2 separate regions of the Homo sapiens genome follow, and region 1 is linked to region 2. A link is an interaction called in ENCODE POLR2A ChIA-PET data of the cell type or tissue named here. Cell type or tissue: endothelial cell of umbilical vein. All regions are shown on one strand. Links, peaks and the distances in the headings refer to the core of each region. The heading gives the core; the rest is flanking DNA. Region 1 overlaps TRAF3IP2 (TRAF3 interacting protein 2). Region 2 overlaps REV3L (REV3 like, DNA directed polymerase zeta catalytic subunit).

Region 1 (5,387 bases), core at 169-5,168, 92 kb before region 2:
GACATTTTCTTCTTCTTTTTTTTTGTTTGAGACAGAGTCTCGCTCTGTCGTCCAGGCTGGAGTGCAGTGCTGCAATCTTGGCTCACTGCAACCTGCGCCTCCTGGGTTCAAGTGATTCTTCTGCCTCAACCTCCCAAGTAGCTAGACCTATAGGCGCCTGCCACCATGCCCAGCTAATTTTTGTATTTTTAGTAGAGACAGGGTTTCATATTGGCCAGACTGGTCTCGAACTCCTGACCTTGTGATCCGCCCACCTCGGCCTCCCAAAGTGCTGGGATTACAGGTGTGAGCCACCACACCCAGCCAACATTTTCCTCTTTTAAAAAATATCTTCTCACGCCTGTAATCCCAGCACTTTGGGAGGCTGAGGCAGGCGGATCATGAGGTCAGGAGATCAAGACCATCCTGGCTAACACGGTGAAACTCCATCTCTACTAAAAATACAAAAAAAATAGCCGGGCGTGGTGGCAGGCGCCTGTAGTCCCAGCTACTGGGGAGGCTGAGGCAGGAAAATGGTGTCAACCCGGGAGGCGGAGCTTGCAGTGAGCCGAGATTGCGCCACTGCACTCCAGCCTGGGCAATAGAGTGAGACTCCGTCTCAAAAAAAAAAAAAAAAAAAAAAACTTCAACAATACCCTCAGGTTGATAATTTTGGATATCTATCTGTATCTATATATCTTGTTTACCTGGTCTCCAGAAAAAGAACACATACACATATCCATATATAAAATATGTATACATGTATCAAATCTACGTAAACTATAAAGGTGGGATGGCTTTAATTATGGCCCAAGCTACTAAGACAATGAAGACTTTTTGGGGCTGCAAGCTACTGCTTCCCTTCTTTATCTACTAGCCTCTTAAACAAGGCTCACTTGTGCTACAAGACAGTCCACCGTTTTGTTTTTTTTTTCTTTTTTTTGAGACAGGGTCTCACTCTTTCCCAGGCTGCAGTACAGTGACACAGTCTCAGCTCACTGCAGCTTTGACCTTGCCGGGCTCAGGTGACCCTTACACTTCAGCCTCCCAAGTAGCAGGGACTATAGGTGTGCACCAACATGCTTGGTTAATTTTTGTATTTTTTGTAGAGACAGGGTTTTGCCATGTTGTCCAGGCTAGTCTCGAATTCCTGGGCTCAAGTGATTCACCTGCCTTGGCCTCCCAAAGTGCTAGGATTACAGATGGGAGCCACCACGCCCAGCCCAGTCCAGCTCTTATATGTAGCACAGGGAAAGGACAAATACTTGTCAACTATAAATAAGAAACATTGCTAATGCATTGCAAAGAACACTAGTTTCATTTACTTTATAACTTAGATGTCTACTGGGTGAGACGAATGTCTTTGTTCTTTAAAAAATAGGAAAAGAGAAGAAAAACTAGCATAACATAAGTACTCATTTGTAAGACTTTCTGACATGTAACATTAGTTCCGTAGTTTTGAGACCTGGTAGAACTGACTTTCATATTTGGATAACCTGGAAAACACCCAAACACAAACTTCAAGTCTTCTTTCTCTTTTTTCATTATCTTTTTTAGTCTGAGGTGACACCATCATTAAGGATTCGACACCCGTTTGTAAATAAAATGACATCAGCAATTACTCTGAAATGTTTCTAGTTTGCAAAGACTTAGCAATGTGATGTTATTAACCCTTCCTCCCTTCAGAGACCTGTCCTAAGCTCTGAACCACTCATTCCTTCCACTCTTCTTACCCCAGGTGGTTGATGAGCAGTGGTCCCTGGTGTTCCACAAAGAGTCATTAAAGTGTTACAGCTGGTAGCACTGGTAGCAAAAAAACAAACCAAAAAGTACACACAGACACACACACACACACGCACACATACACACACACACGCACTTGGCCAAGTGACAAAAGCTTGGCCCCTGAAATTTCTATGAGATCCGATGACCACCAACATCAAAGCATTTTTTTTTTTTTTTTTTTGAGACGTAGTCTCGCTCTGTCACCCAGGCTAGAGTGCAGTGGTGCAATCACAGCTCACTGCAACCTCCACCTCCCGGGTTCAAGCGATTCTCCTGCCTCAGCCTCTCGAGTAGCTGTGACTACAGGCACCTGCCACCATGCCCGGCTAATTTTTTGTATTTTTAGTAGAGACGGGGTTTCACCGTGTTAGCCAGGATGGTCTTGATCTCCTGACCTCGTGATCCATCCGCCTCGGCCTCCCAAATTGCTGGGATTACAGGCATGAGCCACCACGCCCGGCCCATCAAAGGAATTGTAACAACTATTTGAGAGCACTGACAATAAGATTAACACTCGGTTGATTTAGATGTTATGCTGGTCCTCAGGCATTCATCTTTAGATATTTTTGGGGTGGAAGTGGGGTAGGGCTGACTTAGTAAAAATAACCTCTTAGCCCAAAGGCTTTATTCAGACTTACACCGATTTGAGGGGTGGGTTTGTGGAATGCAAGGTTAGGTTCTTACCTAATATTTGATGACTAATTTAGAATTTTAAATGTAATTTTAAATTTTAGTGACTGGTTTCAAATCTATTTTAACTTCTAGATTGTTCAAAGAGGTCTCAGTACATGGCTACAATCAAAGTATTAGACTAGCTATTTCTCAGCTCAGTGCTCAGAAAAATTATTACTGTTGATACCTTTTTCTTTGTTTCCTGTTAAATAAATCACCTCTTTAAAGACAGAATTTTTCTCGGAGTCATCTCAGCAAGGGATGCAAGTTCTCCATTTTGAACATTCCACCCTAGTTTCATGATGTTTTGCCAAGAGCATTTTTCTTTACCCCAGCTGCTTCGTCAACTACCTCATCCACTTTGCCAAACACCCCATTGTCACCACCACCTTTGCCAAATGGATTGCAAAGTCCTATGATCATGGGAAATGATCCAGAAAGAGTCTCTGAAAACACAAGATCTTTCTGTTTCTTCTTAATGAACCAGGAAGAATCAGTGAGACCCACCTCCTAGTGGCAAATGAAAAGAGAAGGAAGGTTACACTGTGGGAAAATACCACAGAGAAGAAATGCCTCTCATCCCAGAGAATTATGCACTATTTTTCAAGAAAAATAGTTCTATTTTAGCCTACTAACCAAATAAACAACAACAACCAAAGGTCGGGGGGAAAGGAAGAAAGAAAGCACGAAAATCAATTAAATTCTCAGATCATTTATTTCTGTTATGGAACTTTCAGTCTAGAAAGAGACCCTAGAAATCATATATCCCTGCAGCTTTGTTTTATACACAAGGAAAGCAGGGCCCAGAGCAGCCGTGGCTTGTCTAAGGTCATCCTAGGACTAGAACCCGGATGTTCTGATTTCCAGACTGCAGACATTTATTTGATGAATCTAGAAAGCTTTCTGGTTTTTCACAGTAGATGTGTTCAACAAATGACCTGGTGTCTCCCTGAAGAGATACTTCCCTCTCCCTGAGGGAAGAAGTACCTCCATCCTCTAGTGACTGGAGGATTAGATGATCATGTTGCAACTTGTTCCGTTAGAAATTCTTTGGGGAATTGATTATTGCTGTGATTATATGAAGTATGACTTTTCTTGAAGTGGCTTGGCATATTTATCTTATACTGCTATTATATGAAACTGAAGCACAATGTAAAAGGTCTTGACACTTGCCTGACACAGACAAAATCTGCTATTAGTCAGATCAACTTATTTATTTATTTATTTAGAGACATGGTCTTGCTCTGCCACCCAGGCTGGAGTGCAGTGGCATGATCACGGCTTACTGAAGCCTCAACCTCCCGGGCTCAAGCGATCCCCCCACCTCAGCCTCCTGAGTAGCTAGGACCAAAGGTGCATGCCACCACGCCCAGTTTATTTTTTAAAAATTTTGGCTGGGCACAGTGGCTCACACCTGTAATCCCAGCACTTTGGGAGGCCAGGGTGGGCAGGTTGCCTGAGGTCAGGAGTTTGAGACCAGTGAAATCCCGTCTCTACTAAAAATACAAAAAAAATTATCTGGGCATGGTGGCACATGCCTGTAATGCCAGCTACTTGGGAGGCTGAGGCAGGGGAATTGCTTGAGCCAGGGAGGTGGAGGTTGCAGTGAGCAGAGATAGCACTACTGCACTCCAGCCTGGGCAACAGAGCAGGACTTCGTCTCAAAATAAAAAAAATTTTTTTTTTTTTGTAGAGACAGGGTCTCATTATGTTCAACCCAGGCTTGTCTTGACCCCCCTAGCTCAAACAATCCTCCCACCTTGGTTTCCCAAAGTACTAGGATTGCAGGCGTGAGCCACCTCACCTGGCCCAGATCAGTTTCTTTTAGTTGTATCTGGCCAATCTCCAAAACATCAACAATGAAAAAGATTTTTAAATACTGTGATATTCATCTTCCTGTCACCATTCTTTTTTTTTTTTTTTTTGAGACAGTCTCACTCTATCGCCCAGGCTGGAGTACAATAGTGCCATGATCTCAGCTCACTGCAGCCTCTGCCTCCCATGTTCAAACGATTCTCCTGCCTCAGCCTTCCTAGTAGCTGGGACTACAGGCACCCACCACAAGCCCAGCTAATTTTTGCGTTTTTAGTATAGACTGCATTTCACCACATTGGCCAGGCTGGTCTCGAACTCCTAACTCCTGACCTCAAGTGATCTGCCCGCCTCAGCCTCCCAAAGTGCTGGGATTACGGGTATGAGCCACTGCGTCCAGCCCGTCCTATCACAATTCTGATTCCACAAAAATGGCACTTCTTGGAATAATACTTAGCTGTTTGGAACATCTGCATTACCTTTTGGATGTAGACATGAGAAACGTATGGTCATGCTGGCTCGCCTTTTGAGGGAGGCTGCACGAGGCACTTTAGCATACAAAGGAGCCTCGCTCAGTCAACACAGCTGGCATGCTGGGAGGTATTGTGCCCAGGCAGGATAGCATGTTCCTAACTGCATATGACTTCTTCCATTTTCTATTGGAAAATGCTTTAGGATAGGATCACTTTTGGATAGGGTACTTGGCGGCAGGTGGGTGGCTTTTGCAGACCCTGGCAGTCACATGTTGCCAACTCACTGTGCATTTGCTCCCAAATTCTTAGCCTCAAGCAAGCAGGTGGGATCTGTAAGAGGAACACTCAGTGTACTTTAGTTTTCTACTTAACTTTTCAAGGAATATAGGAGCATGGGTCCAGGTTATAGGTATTGGGTGATTAGGAAGTGATATTTGAGGCTTTGCTAAACAATGAAAGTCTTGGACCAAAGTGTACCTGGGCAGAGGTGACCATGTTCTGGGCCTGCCTGCTTTTTTTCTAGAAACTCTCTTATGGAAGGAGTAACTGCAGCCCCCAGATCTCCCAGGGCTTGTAAACGAAAACCATAAGGGCACACATTTCTTGTCCCTTGCCTGACCTCCCTTTGCTCCCTTCACCAGGAAGGGGCTGATGGAAATCGGCAGC
Region 2 (5,387 bases), core at 319-5,318:
CCCAGGCTAGAGTGCTCGGGCGCGATCTCAGCTCACTGCAACCTCCGCCTCCCTGGTTCAAGCGATTCTCCTGCCTTAGCCTCCCGAGTAACTGAGATTACAGGCGCGTACCACCATGCCCAGCTAACTTTGAATTTTTAGAAGAGATGGGGTTTCACCATGTTGGTCTGGCTTGTCTCAAACTCCTGACCTCAAGTGATCCGCCTGCCTCAGCCTCCCAAAGTGCTGGGATTATAGGTGTGAGCCACTGCGCTCAGCCAACAAAATTTGCTATAATTGAGGTTTGATTTTGTTTTTCACTCTTGTAATTTTATATTTTTACAATAACTTGGCTGGGTGCTGTGGCTCATGCCTGTAATCACAGCACTTTGGGAGGCTGAGGCAGGTGGATCACCTGAGGTCAGAAGTTTGAGACCAGCCTAGCCAACATGGCAAAACCCCGTCTCTACTAAAAGTACAAAAATTAGCTGGGCGTGATGGTGCATGCCTGTAATCCTGGCTACTCAGGGGGCTGAGCCAGGAGAATCACTTGAACCCGGGAGGCAGAGGTTGCAGTGAGCTGAGATCGCACCATTGCACTCCAGCACAACAAGAGAGAAACTCCATCTCAAAAAAAAAAAAAAAACAAATAAAAATAACTTTATTTTACCCTTTCCTTTAGTGTGTGACTTTTGCAGCATAGACCGTTTTATGTGTTTTCCTTTTTTTTGAGATGGAGTCTTGCTCTGTCACCCAGGCTGGAGTGCAGTGGTGCGATCGTGGCTCACTGCAGCCTCCGTCTCCCAGGTTCAAGCAATTCTTCTGCCTCAGCCTCCCAAGTAGCTGGGACTATAGGCGCACGCTGCCATGTCCAGCTAGTTTTTTGTATTTTAGTAGAGATGGGGTTTCACCATGTTGCCCAGGCTGGTCTTGAACTCCTGAGCTCAGGAAGTCCACCTGTCTAGGCCTCCCAAAGTGCAAGGATTACAGGCGTGAGCAACCATGCCCGGCCCTGTTTTCCTTTTTGGAAAACATAGATAACAGAACTCATTTTTAAAAGTGTATGTACCAAAATGTAGTTTTTTAAATTGTTGTTTCTATTCATTTCTTTTTTCTTATCTCTTAAGAGTTCCATTTATATCTTAGACTGCATATAAGTCTGTCTTTTTATTTCTTCCTATATGTATGTTGTTGAGAACACACAGCATATACTTTTTACATTTTTTCTGTTTCTAAATATAAATTATCACAGATTCTTTTCTTTGGCATTTTTAAGAAGATGTTTTATCTATGCTGCTGAATGTTTGTTTAGGTCCCATTCCATACATACCTATCTATGAACAAGGGCTATTTTTCCAAGCCTAGTGTTTGCCAGTAGGTAGGGTATGGCAAGTTCACTTTAATCATATTTATTTTCTGCTTATAAAAAGATAGATTTGCCTTCCCTAGCATAAAGAACTAATGATCGTATACAACCCACTTAGATGAAAACATTCACTTAGTGTACCTCTACTGGATTGAGGTTTAAGGTTTTTTCCACTTTTCTCCTTGCACAGTTCGCTGGTATATGGGAACTAACATATTTATGGATAACCTGAAACAGTTTTTTTTTTTAAATTTTTGTTATTTATTTATTTATTTTACCAGAACATTGCATGCAAGCCTCCAGGTTGTAAAGGCCCTTAGGACTTTTAGTGATTTAATCAGTGATGGGAGCTAATTCATTTATTTAGATTTTGGATGCTTTTTAACATGCCAGGATGAAGACAGCTATGCTGCGTCAATTATGTTGATATTGGTTGTTTTTAGAGTAGATGAACAGAGGTATTACATGTCTTAGAAAATTTTTAGTAGGGGACTGGTTTCTGTTGGAGCAGACCGTGTCCCCAAGGTAGAGAAAAGAGTTACACAGTAAGTCCTTGCTTAATGTCCATGACAGGTTCTTGGAAATTGTGACTTTAAGTGAAATCACATATAATGAAACCGTTTTTTTCTCATTGTTATAATAAAATGAAGTTGAACAAAATGTCATTTGGAGATCTGCTACAAAGTTTTTCTTAAAGTTTAGGTTTCCAAGAACCTATCAACAAAGTTAAGTGAAAATTTACTGTATGTCTTAAATATTTTAGTGAAAAATTTAGAGAAGGATTATTCTGTATTTCATCAATTCTAAGAAGTATATTTTCCCTCCTTGTGCATCTCAGTAATTAGGATATGTCTTACAATCAGTAGTGCACCATATTTACTTAACAGCACTTTTCTTAGTACAAAAATTAATTATGTCATAATCACTAGCATCTTGGATTCAGTGAAATATATTAATAGTTGTTTAGCTTAGTGCCATTCTAAATTGAATCTCTTTATTTGTTGTAACATTAACCTTTCTTCTCTTCGGACAGTTTTGGCCTTGGCTTAACTTCCTAGCTTTGTTCACTTGGAAGCTTGATAAGGTAGAATATCAGTTGTATAACCGAGCACCATTGCTTATGGTAATAATGACTCATGATTACTGAATTGCATAAGGACCAGAGGAGGACTGTGAATGAATTGTAAATACTGGTACTTATACCGTTAACAGCTTTGGACTTCCCTGAGTGTGATAACTCTTGCAACTAAGCAAATCTGTTGCTGAAGCTCAGGAAGCTATGCCTATGAGACTGGAGATATTGGTTGCTATTTGGTACCTGTAAGCTAGAGTAGCTACTGCAAGGACCTTATGCTCTCATTCTCTTACACTTGATCTGCCACCTGAGAGGGCCAAAGATACTAGCCCCCGAATTGCAATGAGGACTCCTGCCTGACATGTTAAGTATAACCAGCCTGTTTGGGTTATGTGAGTCTCGGTGTCTAGTTAGGCCTAACGGGGTGTTGTACTTACATTCTGTGGCTTTATTTTGTTTTTAATATTTGCTGAGTGAATCTATATTTACTATTTATTCGTCATAAGAATTTTAAATTATAAATATGAGCACATCTCTACTAAGTAATGCCAAATTGTTTTCCAAAGTGATCATACCAATCTATACTCCCACCAGAAGTGTGAGTTTCTGATGTTCCACATCTTCACCAATATTTAGGATTGTCAGACTTAAGTTTTAAATTAGGAATTAATTTAAAACATCTCATTGTGGGTTTGTACATTTTTCATCACTAGTGAGAGATTGAGTTTTTCCATATGTTTATAGCCTACTCGTTCTATAAAATACTGAGAGATGTGTTGAAGTCTCCAACTTAATAGATTTGTCTATTTCTCTTTCCAGTTCTATCAGTTTTTTTTTCATGTATTTTGAAAGTTTGTTAGATCCATACATATTTAAGATCGGTGTGCCTTTCTGGCGGACAGCCTCTTTATCTCTGGTAATATTCCTTGTTCTGAAATCTTCTTTGCCTTGTATTAATATAACCACTTCAGCTTCCTTTTGATTAGTATTTACATGGTATATCATGTCAAAAACTGAAGTTTGCCATGAATTTCATACATATTAGCAATAGACATGAGATTTCCATCTCTCCATTGTATCACTTATTAATAAAGAGTAACTGGGGAGATGGTTGCAGACCAGATACTGAGAAGTAGGTTCAAAGGCAGCTACCTCAACAGAGACCCATGGAGAATTGTCTCCCAACATATTTTTTCTGTTTTTGTTTTTTGTTTTACTTTCACTTTCAACCTATCTGTATCTTTACACTTAATATGGGTTTCTTATAGTCAGCATATAGATGGGCTTACTTGTTTATCCAGTCTGATAATCTCTGTCTTTCATTTTGACATGTCTCTTTTATTTAGTGTGTTTAGATTGTTTATATTTATCAACATTGGTAATATGGTTGGATTAAAATCTACCACTATGGTATCTGGTTTATGTTAGTCTATCTGTTCTTTTTTTCTTTTGGATTACTTGGACTTTTTAAAAATTCCATTTCTCTCCGCGGTTTGCTTATTTATTTATACCTCTTTCTGAAATTTGTTTAGTGGTTGCCCTAGGGTTTGCCGTATATTTGTAATTAATCACAGTTTTCTTGATATAATAATACATAGCTTTATATGTAGTATTAGGACCTTATAGTTCTATACTCCCATTTCTCCTCTTCATCTTTTATGTTTTTGTTGTCATACACTTTACTTTTATATATATGCAATCAACATGCAATATATTACTACTCTAAGACTTTACAGTATATTGCTATAGATTTTATAGAACTGTTCATGTAGGTTATAATAAATTTATTTTTAAAAAGTCTTCAATAATTAGCCTTACCTTACTGTAACTTTTACTTTATTAACTTCTTAGTTTTTTAAACTTTTTTACTCTCTTACAATAACTTAGCTTAAAACAAATACATTGTACAGCTGTACAAAAGTATGTCCTCATTCTGTAAGCTTTTTTCTATTTAAAAATTTTTAATTTTTACTTTTAAAACTTTTGTTAAAAACTAAGACGCAAATACATTAGCCCTAGGCCCACAGAGAGTCAAGCTATAAATATCACTGTCTTCCACTTCCACATCTTGTCTGGAAGGTCTTCAGGGACAATTACACACATGGAACTGCCATCTCCTATGATAACAGTTCCTTCTTCTGTAATATCTCCTGAAGGACTTACCTGAGGCTGTTTTACAGTTAACTTTCCTTTTTATGTAAGTAGGAGTACATTCTAAAATAATGATAAAGTATATAATAAATACATAAGCTAGTAACTGTTACCATGATCAAGTATTATGTACTTAACATAATTGTATATGCTATACTTTTATACAACTGGCAGTGTAGGTTTCTTTACACCAGCTTCACCACAAACACGTGAGTAACTCATCGTACTACAATGTTAATACAACTAGGATGTCCCTAGGCGATAGGAATTTTTCAGCTTCATCGTAATCTTATGGGACCACCATTATATATGTGGTCCCTTGTCGATTAAATATCATTATGCAGTACATGACTGCATTTTTGCTTTAGAGACAGTTATCTTTTAGAACAATTGCAAATAAGAAAAATATGAAGTTTTGTATTTACTTTCATTTATACCGTTTATACTGTTGTTCATGTCTTTGTGTAGATCCAAGTTTTCTGTCTGGTATCATTCTGTCTACCTGAAGAACTTTTAACATTTCTTATAGGCCAAGTCTGCTAGTAATAAATTATCTTTGTTTCTCTCAAAAAGACTTTATTTTTCTAAAATATTCTTGCTGAATATAGAATTCTGGATTGCCTTTTTTTTCTTTCAGTACTTAAAAGATGTCACTCTACTGTTTGTTATATGGCTTTTACGTATATATTTTTATTTGAATTAAATTTTTTTTCTTTTTCCGCTTTTATTTTAGATTCCGGGTGTACCTGTGCAGGTTTATTACAAAGGTATATTGCATAATGCTGAGGTTTGAAGTACGACTGAACCCGTCACCTA

Evidence for each region. ChIA-PET counts read pairs that join two places held together with the same protein. Peaks named below come from ENCODE experiments on the same cell type or tissue, not always from the same donor. Only the 100,000 strongest peaks of a DNase experiment are listed, where the experiment ranks them.
Region 1: POLR2A ChIA-PET joins it to region 2 with 5 read pairs; 8 of 35 experiments call an interaction of 5 or more read pairs at or near these places.

What each region holds. Positions count from the first base shown.
Region 1 is chr6:111,552,661-111,558,047 of GRCh38, reverse strand. TRAF3IP2 (TRAF3 interacting protein 2) reads left to right here. Exons shown (of 9, transcript NM_147686.4): 9 at 1-2,667. It also overlaps TRAF3IP2-AS1. Among named protein-coding and RNA genes, the nearest start is that of TRAF3IP2, 51 kb to the left of the region's middle. RefSeq lists enhancers at 4,574-5,266, 2,583-5,387. In endothelial cell of umbilical vein, for the core only: no CTCF peak of the experiment used is centred there; no DNase peak of the experiment used is centred there; H3K27ac peaks cover 179 bases.
Region 2 is chr6:111,460,324-111,465,710 of GRCh38, reverse strand. The region is part of intron 1 of REV3L (REV3 like, DNA directed polymerase zeta catalytic subunit); the gene reads left to right. Among named protein-coding and RNA genes, the nearest start is that of REV3L, 20 kb to the left of the region's middle. In endothelial cell of umbilical vein, for the core only: no CTCF peak of the experiment used is centred there; a DNase peak (open chromatin) is centred at 2,470; H3K27ac peaks cover 1,685 bases.